Linked DNA regions of Homo sapiens: region 1 is linked to region 2. A link is a contact called in ENCODE Hi-C or POLR2A ChIA-PET data. All regions are on one chromosome and are shown on one strand. The core of a region is the stretch at or near the end of the contact, and the rest is flanking DNA. Distances in the headings are between cores, read along the strand shown.

The links. A loop is a pair of places that touch in the nucleus more often than their neighbours do. ChIA-PET counts read pairs that join two places held with the same protein, here RNA polymerase II (POLR2A). Pooled maps may share reads with other maps.
Region 1: a loop to region 2 is called in a map of naive thymus-derived CD4-positive, alpha-beta T cell, with 11 times the contacts of the local background. The contact joins the promoter of RUFY1 here to the promoter of DUSP1 in region 2. A Hi-C loop is called at or near these places in 1 of 168 maps with a recorded cell type or tissue (naive thymus-derived CD4-positive, alpha-beta T cell) and 4 of 50 pooled maps. POLR2A ChIA-PET finds 5 or more read pairs at or near these places in 1 of 52 experiments (B cell).

Annotation. Positions count from the first base shown.
Region 1 is chr5:179,548,455-179,553,974 of GRCh38, forward strand. RUFY1 (RUN and FYVE domain containing 1) reads left to right here and starts at 2,100. Exons shown (of 18, transcript NM_025158.5): 1 at 2,100-2,425. The coding sequence starts at 2,116. The region is part of intron 4 of LOC128966623 (a long non-coding RNA gene); the gene reads left to right. It overlaps LOC105377762 (a long non-coding RNA gene), which reads right to left and starts at 2,050. Exons shown (of 4, transcript XR_941315.4): 1 at 1,490-2,050. RefSeq lists a silencer at 2,025-2,734.
Region 2 is chr5:172,768,357-172,772,444 of GRCh38, forward strand. It overlaps DUSP1 (dual specificity phosphatase 1), which reads right to left and starts at 2,839. Exons shown (of 4, transcript NM_004417.4): 1 at 2,230-2,839; 2 at 1,805-1,950; 3 at 1,219-1,438; 4 at 1-776. The coding sequence starts at 2,596. The coding sequence ends at 406. LOC105377730 (a long non-coding RNA gene) reads left to right here and starts at 3,855. Exons shown (of 3, transcript NR_188285.1): 1 at 3,855-4,088. RefSeq lists silencers at 2,187-2,296, 2,837-3,286 and enhancers at 2,326-3,087, 2,397-2,666, 3,088-3,849, 3,314-4,088, 3,850-4,088 and 1 more.

The DNA of each region.
Region 1 (5,520 bases), core at 850-3,349, 6.8 Mb after region 2:
CAGTAGCATTGGAAAGTCATGAAGGATTCGGGACAATGCTGTTATTCTAGACTATCTTCATCCCTGTCTATGCATCCAGTAAAGACTAGTAGGGCCGGGCTCAGTGGCTCACGCCTGTAATCTCAACACTTTGAGAGGCCGAGGCGGGGGAATCACGAGGTCGAGAGATCGAGACTATCCTGGCGAACATGGTGAAACCCCGTCTCTACTAAAAGTACAAAAATTAGCCAAGTGTGGCGCCACGCCCCTGCAGTCCCAGCTACTTGGGAGGCTGAGGCAGGAAAATCGCTTGAACCCGGTAGGCAGAGGTTACAGTGAGCCGAGATTGCGCCACTGCACTCCAGCTTGGTGACAGAGCAGGACTTGGCCTCAAAAACAAACAAACAAACAAGACCAGGCCGGGCGTGGTGGCTCACGCCTCTAATCCCAGCACTTTGGGAGGCCGAGGCTGGCGGATCACGAGGTCAGGAGATCAAGACCATCCTGGCTAACACGGTGAAACCCCGTTTCTACTAAAAATACAAAAAAAAAAAAAAATTAGCCGGGCGTGGTGGCGGGCACCTGTAGTCCCAGCTACTCGGGAGGCTGAGGCAGGAGAATGGCGTGAACCCGGGAGGTGGAGCTTGCAGTGAACCGAGATCGCGCCACTGCACTCCAGCCTGGGCGACTGAGCGAGACTCCGTACGAAAACAAACAAACAAAAAAGACTGGTAGTATGCCCTCAGTCATTACACAACTCAAACACCAACTCCACAAATTCCCAAAACACTCCTAGATGAAGTGGTATCCCTTCACTGAGAACTGGCCTTTCAGGGACCAGACATATCATGCAACCTAGTGAAGTGGGCTGGACCAAGACAGGTCCAGGGAGCAGCTGGGCGTCTAAAGGGGCAGCACAGTTTATTCCCAACAGTTTGTTGCCATCTGGGAATATGCCATGAGTTACCAAATATTCCAGTGATTCCAGAGAAAGCTAAAATCCAGATTCTTATGTGAAATCTTTTGATTTCTAAATATTGGCAACAAGTTTTAAGATTTGTAAACATTCTGGGAATCAAAACAGCTCTGCTGGTTTGGTGTGGCTCATGTTGCCTCACTTTGCAAAGTGTTAAGTGCTAGTAAATTTTAGTGTTTTTTCTGAGACAGGGTCTCACTTTGTCGCCCAGCCTGGAGTGCAGTGGCCATGATCTCCGCTCACTGTGGGATCGACCTCCCGGGCTCAAGCGATCCTCCCACTCTCAGCCCCCCAAGGAGCTAGGAGTAGAGCTGTCCCGCCACGACATCTGGCTGGTTTTTTGTTGTTGTTGTTGTTGTTGTTTTGGTATTTTAGTAGAGACGGGGTTTCGTCCTACTAAAGGCCCGCCTGGGCCTTCCGAAGTGCTGGGATTACAGGCGTGAGCCACCGCGCCCGGCCAAAATTTTCCTTTGTACTTACTCAAATTCCTTTCTTTTCCAAGTGAAGAAACAGACTGAGTGTATAGTGACTTACCCAGGCCACACAGTTGGATACCAGAGATAGTAGTCACAATCGCTAACATCTGCCATGTGGTCCTTACTGCAAATCTTATTTAATAATGAGGTCGGTTTTTGTTATCCCACTTAACTAATCAATAGGAGAAGCCACCTCTGATTTCCAGTCCACTATCGTGCACTCTTTCTTGCCAAGCCGTCATAGTCATTAGATTAAAAAAAAAAAAAAATTCCTGCTTTCCTGCCTCGCCTGTGCGTTTCCTTAGTCGCCCTTTCGGGGCTTGTTCTAATGAGTGCTACAGAAAAATGACGAAGTGGAAAATATAGACCATGAAATGAAAATTTAAAAGAGGAAATGGTGTCACAAAGACAACGACGGCCAGGGAACCCCGTGAAGCGCCGGGCAGGGTGCACAACTGTCCTCGGAGAAAGTTCAAGAGGAACTTCCCCGCGAACAGGTCCTGCCGGCGGCCGGGAATACGCACACTTTTTATGTTATGACTTGGACTTTCCCGAACCTTTCGAAACAGAGGGAAGGCGAGGCGGTGAAGAGGGAGAAAAATCTCCCCCACCTAAGGCAAAGGCGATGCCCGCCCGCCCCCACCCCGCGCCCGCCCGCCCGCTGGGTCACATGACACGGCCAAGATGGCCGACCGGGAAGGCGGCTGCGCTGCTGGGCGGGGGCGGGAGCTGGAGCCGGAGCTGGAGCCGGGGCCGGGGCCCGGGTCAGCGCTTGAGCCGGGAGAAGAGTTTGAGATCGTGGACCGAAGCCAGCTGCCCGGCCCAGGCGACCTGCGGAGCGCAACGAGGCCGCGGGCGGCCGAGGGCTGGTCGGCGCCCATCCTGACCCTGGCACGCAGGGCCACCGGGAACCTGTCGGCGAGCTGCGGGAGCGCGCTGCGCGCGGCCGCGGGGCTGGGCGGCGGGGACAGCGGGGACGGCACGGCGCGCGCAGGTAGGCTCGGGCCGGGTCTGTCCCGCGGCGGACTCGCGTGTCCCCGCTGGCCGCCGGCGCGGGCGCGGTGGGGGCCGGGCTGGGAGGGCACTGGCCGTTCCGGGAGGTTACGCGAGCTGTTGGCGGGCGGGCGGCGCCTGGCTGCGCCTGGGTCTTTACTCCGGCGGCCCAGCCGAGACCGCCCCCCGCAGCCCCGCGTGCCTGAGCGCGCTCCCGCACCCGCGCCTCTATGCTCTCCCACTAACTAGGTGAAGGACGTGTGCGCGTCCGGGCTTCGGAACTCTGTAGTAACTCCACACACGAAACGGAGCCAGCACTGTTCTGCTTTTCAGCCGTTCAGTGCGGGAGTGGAGCGCCGGCGGGTGTTGGGAGGGCGTGGGCCCTGCGCGCAGCGGACCAGCGGCGCCTCCGCTCACCTCTGCCTGTGAGATGGGGATTTTAAAGTCACCCGATGATCTCTTAAAGACCTTTTCAGCCCTTGTAATGAACAGAGTGCCAGCATATCAGTGATAGTAAGAGTTAAGTAACTTAGCCCTCTAACGCCAGACATCCAGAGCTGTGCTATCCAATACAACAGCACGCATATGTTTTTGTGTGTGTGTTTTTGTTTTTATTTATTTTTATTTTTTTGAGACCGGGTCTTGCTCTGTCGCCCAGGCTGGAGTGCAGTGGTGCGATCTCGGCTCACTGCACCCTCTGCCTCCCGGGTTCAAGCGATCCTCCCTCCCGCCTCAGCCTCCCGAGTAGCTGGGATTACAGGTGCCCACCACCACGCTCGGCTAAGTTCCCCGCCCCCACCCCCCTCCCATATTTTTAGTAGAAACGGGGTTTCACCATCTTGGCCAGGCTGGTCTTGAACTCCTGACCTTGTGATACACCTGCCTCGGCCTCGTAAAGTACTGGGACTACAGGCTTGAGCCACCGCGCCCGGCCGGATTCCTCAATTTCTAACTGAATCAATTGAAATTCAGTACTTTTAAATTGAATTAAAAATTGAGTTCCTCGGCCGGGAGCGGTGGCTCACGCCTGTAATCCCAGCACTTTGGGAGGCCGAAGCGGGTGGATCACGAGGTCAAGAGATCGAGACCATCCTGGCCAACATGGTGAAACCCCGTCTCTACTAAAAATACAAAAAATTAGCTGGGTGTGTTGGCATGCACCTGTAGTCCCAGCTACTCAGGAGGCTGAGGCAGGAGAATCGCTTGAACCTGGGAGGCAGAGGTTGCAGTGAGCCGAGATCGCGCCACTGCACTCCAGCCTGGGTGACAGAGCGAGACTCTGTCTCAAAAAAAAAAAAAAAAAAAAAAACTTGTTCCTCGATTACAGCGGCCACATTTTAAATGCTCAGTAGCCTGTGTGTGGCCAGTGGCTACTGTATGAGATAGCACATAATAGAACATTGCCAACTTCATAGAAAATGCTGGGACAGAGCTGAGGAAAGGTTGTGGTGCCTTCCAAGGAGCATCATAGCACACACTCGAGGCTTCCTGATTCCTCCCCATCCACTGGTACCTTTGCTGTAGATGCACTGACCCCAGGTAGTGAATTGTGAGATTTTCAGTGGTCAAGAATAATTACTGAGTAAAGTTGAAAGGCTGACTCGTTTTGAGATCCTGGCAGTGGAAAATAGCATTAGAGGATGATGAGAGCCTGGGCAGGCCGGGAATCTACTGCCCTCTAGCTTGACACCTTTTCCCGAGACTTTTCCACACATCAGTGGATGCTGAGTTGCATACTCATTGACAGTCAGTACTGAAAGTCAAGGCATGGCGTCTCCTGGAGGCCTCTTAGATATTTCGTGGCAGGAGTAAGCAAATAATAAAAGTTCTTCCCTGCTAGAATTTCTTTCCTTTAATGCAGAATCAAGGAAAAAATTAAAAAGATAAAATGAAATGTGTCAGTACCTGGCACAGAATAATAAGTGTTTGCTGAACAAATGCATATTTGAAAAATACCTGTGTTCCATCTATGGAAGTGATAGAAACAATAGCCAACACTTATATTGTCCTTCAAAGGTGCCAGGCATTAGTCTTAAACCTGTACAAGTATTCATTCATTCCTCACAACAACCCTATGTGATAGCAGGACTAGCTTCATGGGTGGACAGTCAATGCAGGCTTTGATCACTCTGGTGGAAAGGGCCAGGCACTCAGAAGTATCCCATGCTTGAAATTCTTAATTTTATCTTTGAATTTGTGTTTTTTAAGTGAAGTCCAATGGGACAGGTTCTCAGTTGCCCTGGCCCACTCGAGCTGCCCTGGGGCTTCTCCCTACCCTCCCTGATCCCACTCTTGCCCAGGCAGCGTTGGGATTGCACCCTCCGAATCTCAGGGCAGGGTGGCTGGTACCACAGCACATTAGGCAGGCAAGTGGGCAGGGGCCTCTCACCTGTCCCATCCCTGCAGGGAAGTTGCAATCCATTAGGGCTGTAGTAAGGGGGAGTCTGACTTCTGTGCTCTGCTCCAGGCCGGGAATTTTGCACTGGGCCTTGTAAATCATGTAGATGGCACAGGGTGATGAGTACCATTATTATCCCTATTTTATAAAGAGAGTATTAAAGAGAAGTAACTTCACCAACTGCAAAATGTCTATATATATATCCCATATGGATTTAAAAAACTAGGCCGGGCATGGTGGCTCACACCTGTAATCCCAGCATTTTGGGAGGCCGAGGCAGGCAGATCACCTGAGGTCAGGAGTTCGAGACCAACCTGGCCAACATGGTGAAACCCTATCTCTACTAAAAAAAAAAGTACAAAAATTAGCCGGGCTTGGTGGTACGCACCTGTAATCCCAGCTACTCAGGAGGCTGAGGCAGGAGAATTGCTTGAACATAAGAGGCGGAGTTTGCAGTGAGCCGAGACCATTCCACTGCAGTCCAGCCTGGGCAACAGAACGAGACTATCTCAAAAAATAATAATTAACTCAATTTAAGGAAAGTATTAATAACTACCACTCAATCTAGCAAAATGGTGACCATGGCTTACAAAGAGATGAAATTTGGGGAACTGCTGGGTAGAGCCATGAGGCTGGTCCCAAAGGTCACCGGGATTTGAAGCCATCAGGTAGGACAGGAGCAGAGGTGGGAAAGGAAA
Region 2 (4,088 bases), core at 1,589-4,088:
CATTTGTGAAGGCAGACACCTACACAAAAATAAATAAGGTATATTCTCATATGTATATGTGTCGTCGGGAATAATACTGGTAGGTATGTCAAGCATGAAGAGATTCTACAAAAAACAGGGGCGAGCAAAAAGAAACCGGATCACACACTGAGTCCTTTCTCTTCTGCCCCATTTTGTCAGATGGACTTGATGTACCCACTATATATTGGTCCCGAATGTGCTGAGTTCAGCAAATGTCTTGACGCTAAGTCATCACCATAACTGCTTAGAAACCCAGAGGAACTCGGGTGAAGTTAAATAAATAAGGACCAGCCCTCTCGAGCCCCTCCCAGAGTTATTGCATTTCTCCTCTCAAGGAGCATGGAGTCCCAATGGGATGTGAAGAGCCTCACCTCCCGTGGCCTTTCAGCAGCTGGGAGAGGTCGTAATGGGGCTCTGAAGGTAGCTCAGCGCACTGTTCGTGGAGTGGACAGGGATGGAGACGGGGAAGTTGAACACGGTGGTGGTGGAGGTGCCTCGGTCGAGCACAGCCATGGCGGGGCTCCCAGCCTCTGCCGAACAGTGCGGAGCCAGCACCTGGGACTCAAACTGCAGCAGCTGGCCCATGAAGCTGAAGTTGGGAGAGATGATGCTTCGCCTCTGCTTCACAAACTCAAAGGCCTCGTCCAGCTTGACTCGATTAGTCCTCATAAGGTAAGCAAGGCAGATGGTGGCTGACCGGGAAATGCCTGCCTGGCAGTGGACAAACACCCTTCCTCCAGCATTCTTGATGGAGTCTGGAAAACCAAAGGAGCGGCTGGTTACTTGAGAGTTCAGGAGAACCACCCCAAGCCCAGGTACAGTGTATCTGAGAAAGGTCATGTGTGTCTTGTCTAGAAATGGTCAACATCACCACATGCCATCACATGGATACTGTTCATGGAGGCAACGTGGGCACTGTGCAAAGGATGGCACAGGATTTAAACTCAGACTGGGGATTTCCACTTAGCAGATAGATCTCAGACCAGTCAATTCAACTTTGTGAGCCCCACTTTGCAAATCTGTAAAGTGGGACATCGAATCAAATTCATATTTTACAGGAATGTTGCCCACACCAGACTGATACTGAATGTGTGGAAGAAGGCTCAGAAAACTTCAAGCTCTTGCCACAGAGGTTGGGCTTAGTGGCTAAAATGAGAAGAGAAAGGCAGAAAAGCCCCAGGCATCCATTCCATTTACCTATGAAGTCAATGGCCTCGTTGAACCAGGAGCTGATGTCTGCCTTGTGGTTGTCCTCCACAGGGATGCTCTTGTACTGGTAGTGACCCTCAAAATGGTTGGGACAATTGGCTGAGACGTTGATCAAGGCAGTGATGCCCAAGGCATCCAGCATGTCCTTGCGGGAAGCGTGATACGCACTGCCCAGGTACAGAAAGGGCAGGATTTCCACCGGGCCACCCTGAAATCCAGAAATATCCAACATTCATCAAGCTTGCTCAAAGCCAAGGCCAGTGCCCATACCCACAAAAACTTTCTGCTGGAAAAGTCAATTTCAGATACCGAGTGAACTCAGTTCTGTTGCTGGAGGATAAATAAATAGGGAACTAAGCCCATTTGCCTGGGCAGGACCAGCAAGTTCATTTCCGTAGAGCCTACAATTGGAGACTCGGCTCCGTCAGACCACTTAACTGTGGAATAAATCATATCCCTGTGTCCCCTCCGTTATAAATAATGCTGCAGGTCACTTTCTATATTCTCCCTGGCACTACTCTTCCATGCCTTTGCCAGTTCTTACTTCTTCCCTGTGGCAGGGACACCTACTAACCTGATCGTAGAGTGGGGTACTGCAGGAACTGCACCCAGATTCCGCGCTGTCAGGGACGCTAGTACTCAGGGGAAGGCTGAGCCCCATGGGGGTCGACTGTTTGCTGCACAGCTCCGGGCAGGAAGCCGAAAACGCTTCGTATCCTCCTGGGAATACAAAGACATTTTTTTTCCCCATTAGTGACACCGGGACACGGCACCTTCATACAACTCCCCCACCCACCAAGGGCTGGAAGTTTACATCGGAAAGGCCCAGGCAAGTCTTTGTTTCCAGAGCCAAACAAAGCCAATGACAAGTTCCAGAGATAAATGTACTCCAGCGCCCACGCGCTGCAGGTGGGGCGATCCCCCGGGAGCCGAGAGCCAGGGGTACCGGGCAAAACCTCAGGGGTGTGCGGCCCGCCCCGAGCTTCCCCGAGGGCGTACCTTTGAGGAAGAAGACTTGCGCGGCGCGCGCCTCGCGGCAGAGCGCGCCGGCCGCCAGGGCCAGGGTGCCGTCGCGCTTGGCGCCGTCCAGGGCGGCGCTGCGCTCGTCCAGCAACACCACGGCGTGGTAGGCGCCGGCCAGCAGGCGGCCGCGGAGCTCGGCGTTGGGCACGATGTGCTCCAGGCCCATGGCGCCCTTGGCCCGGCGCCGCACGATGGTGCTGAAGCGCACGTTGACAGAGCCGGCGATGTGGCCGGCGTTGAAAGCGAAGAAGGAGCGGCAGTCCAGCAGCAGGCATTGCGCCGCTCGCTCCCCCAGCAGCGCCCGCAGGCCTCCAGCGTCCAGGGTGCCCACTTCCATGACCATGGCCGGCCTCAGCGCCCCCAGCGTGATCGGCCCTGCGGTGCTCTTTGTCTGTTCTCGGGGCCAAGGGCAGGGCGGCGCTTTTCGAGGAAAAGCTAGACCCCCGGGTCTCTCTGCGCCGAACCAAAAGCCGCTTTTGGACTGAGAGAGGAGCGTCACGCGGGGCTCCGGGCTCCTCGGCTTCTTCGCGGTTCCCCCGACTGCCCCTCCGACCCGCGTCGCACACACAGCCCAAATGTCCTTCGCAGCGAGCCTGGCCCGGGGAGCGCGTTTATATGCGGCCTCTGGGGGACGGGGCGGGCCAGACCCGCGCGCAGGGGGAGGGGGGGTGTTTGTTTGAATGGTGATCACGTGACGGGGCGGTGACGTCACCCGCCCTGCCAGGCCAGGCGCCGCCGAGCCAGAGGGGGAGACGTCATCAGCCTCGGAGCTGGGTCCGCTCGCCGCGCGCTGGCTCGCGGCCCGGCCCCCGCCCTGCTGTCCGGCCTGCTCTTGGCGCGTCCCCAGGGACCGGACCCGCGCCGCGCTCCAGGCCCAGCGGGGAGGAGGAGGGCTCGCTGCCAGCTGAGGCTGACCTCCGGGATGCGAGCGGCCGGGAGAACGGGCGACGTGCCACCTGCCTTGGCCTCGCCGCTCCTCCCTCTCTCCCTCCCCGAGTCCCCTTCCCCGTGCCCCTCGGCCGCCGACCTGAACCGAAAGGGGCTTCCTGTGCTTTTGCATACTCTTGTGCCCCTTTTCCTCATTTCCTCATCACTAACAGGCGGGGAAACTGAGGTTCCCCAGGCGAAGCGACTGACTTGCCCAGAACCACACTACTGGGGTGGGGGCAGCAAATAGGCGCCTAAGATGAAGTTTAGAGAAAAATGAACAACTCTGCCGATAGAAAAGTCGTCCCTACCAAGACCGACTCGAGCGAGTTGGGGCGGAGAGGTTCAGGGCAATGCTTTCCTGTTTCCCAGACTTTTCTTTAAGGTGGCTTTAAAATATCTACATTTGCCATGAAAGTGTGAGCAAGCAAACTCCCACCGGGAAATAATGCTATTCCTAGTCTTGTGGCCCCCGGAAGACTTGGAGCCAAGGGAGGCAGGTCAGGGGGCTGAAATCCCGGTGAGGGGTCGCAAGGCCCCGCAGTGGATTCCAGGGTTTGGCGTTTGGAGGGGTGAGGGGCGACCCGCAGCGCGACTCGACGGCGCCCCCCAGGGGCCGCCCGACACGTTTCTGTCACCTTGGCTCCAGACTGAGCTTCTCCATCCCTTTCTTTATTATACAAATAGGCAGTATACACAGTGAGCGCCCACTAAGCGCTGGGCTGGGGGCCTCCAACCCGGAACAGAAGCCGGCCACAACCCTCGCTCCCTGTCGTCGCGGCCGTTATAGGCCGAAAGCAAAATCCAATCCCGGGCCATTGTGGGCGGATTGCCAGGACCTGGATCGCAACACTTGGGAAGACCCCCGCCCCGCCCAGCGATCTCCGTGCCCTGAGTCCCAGTGACGG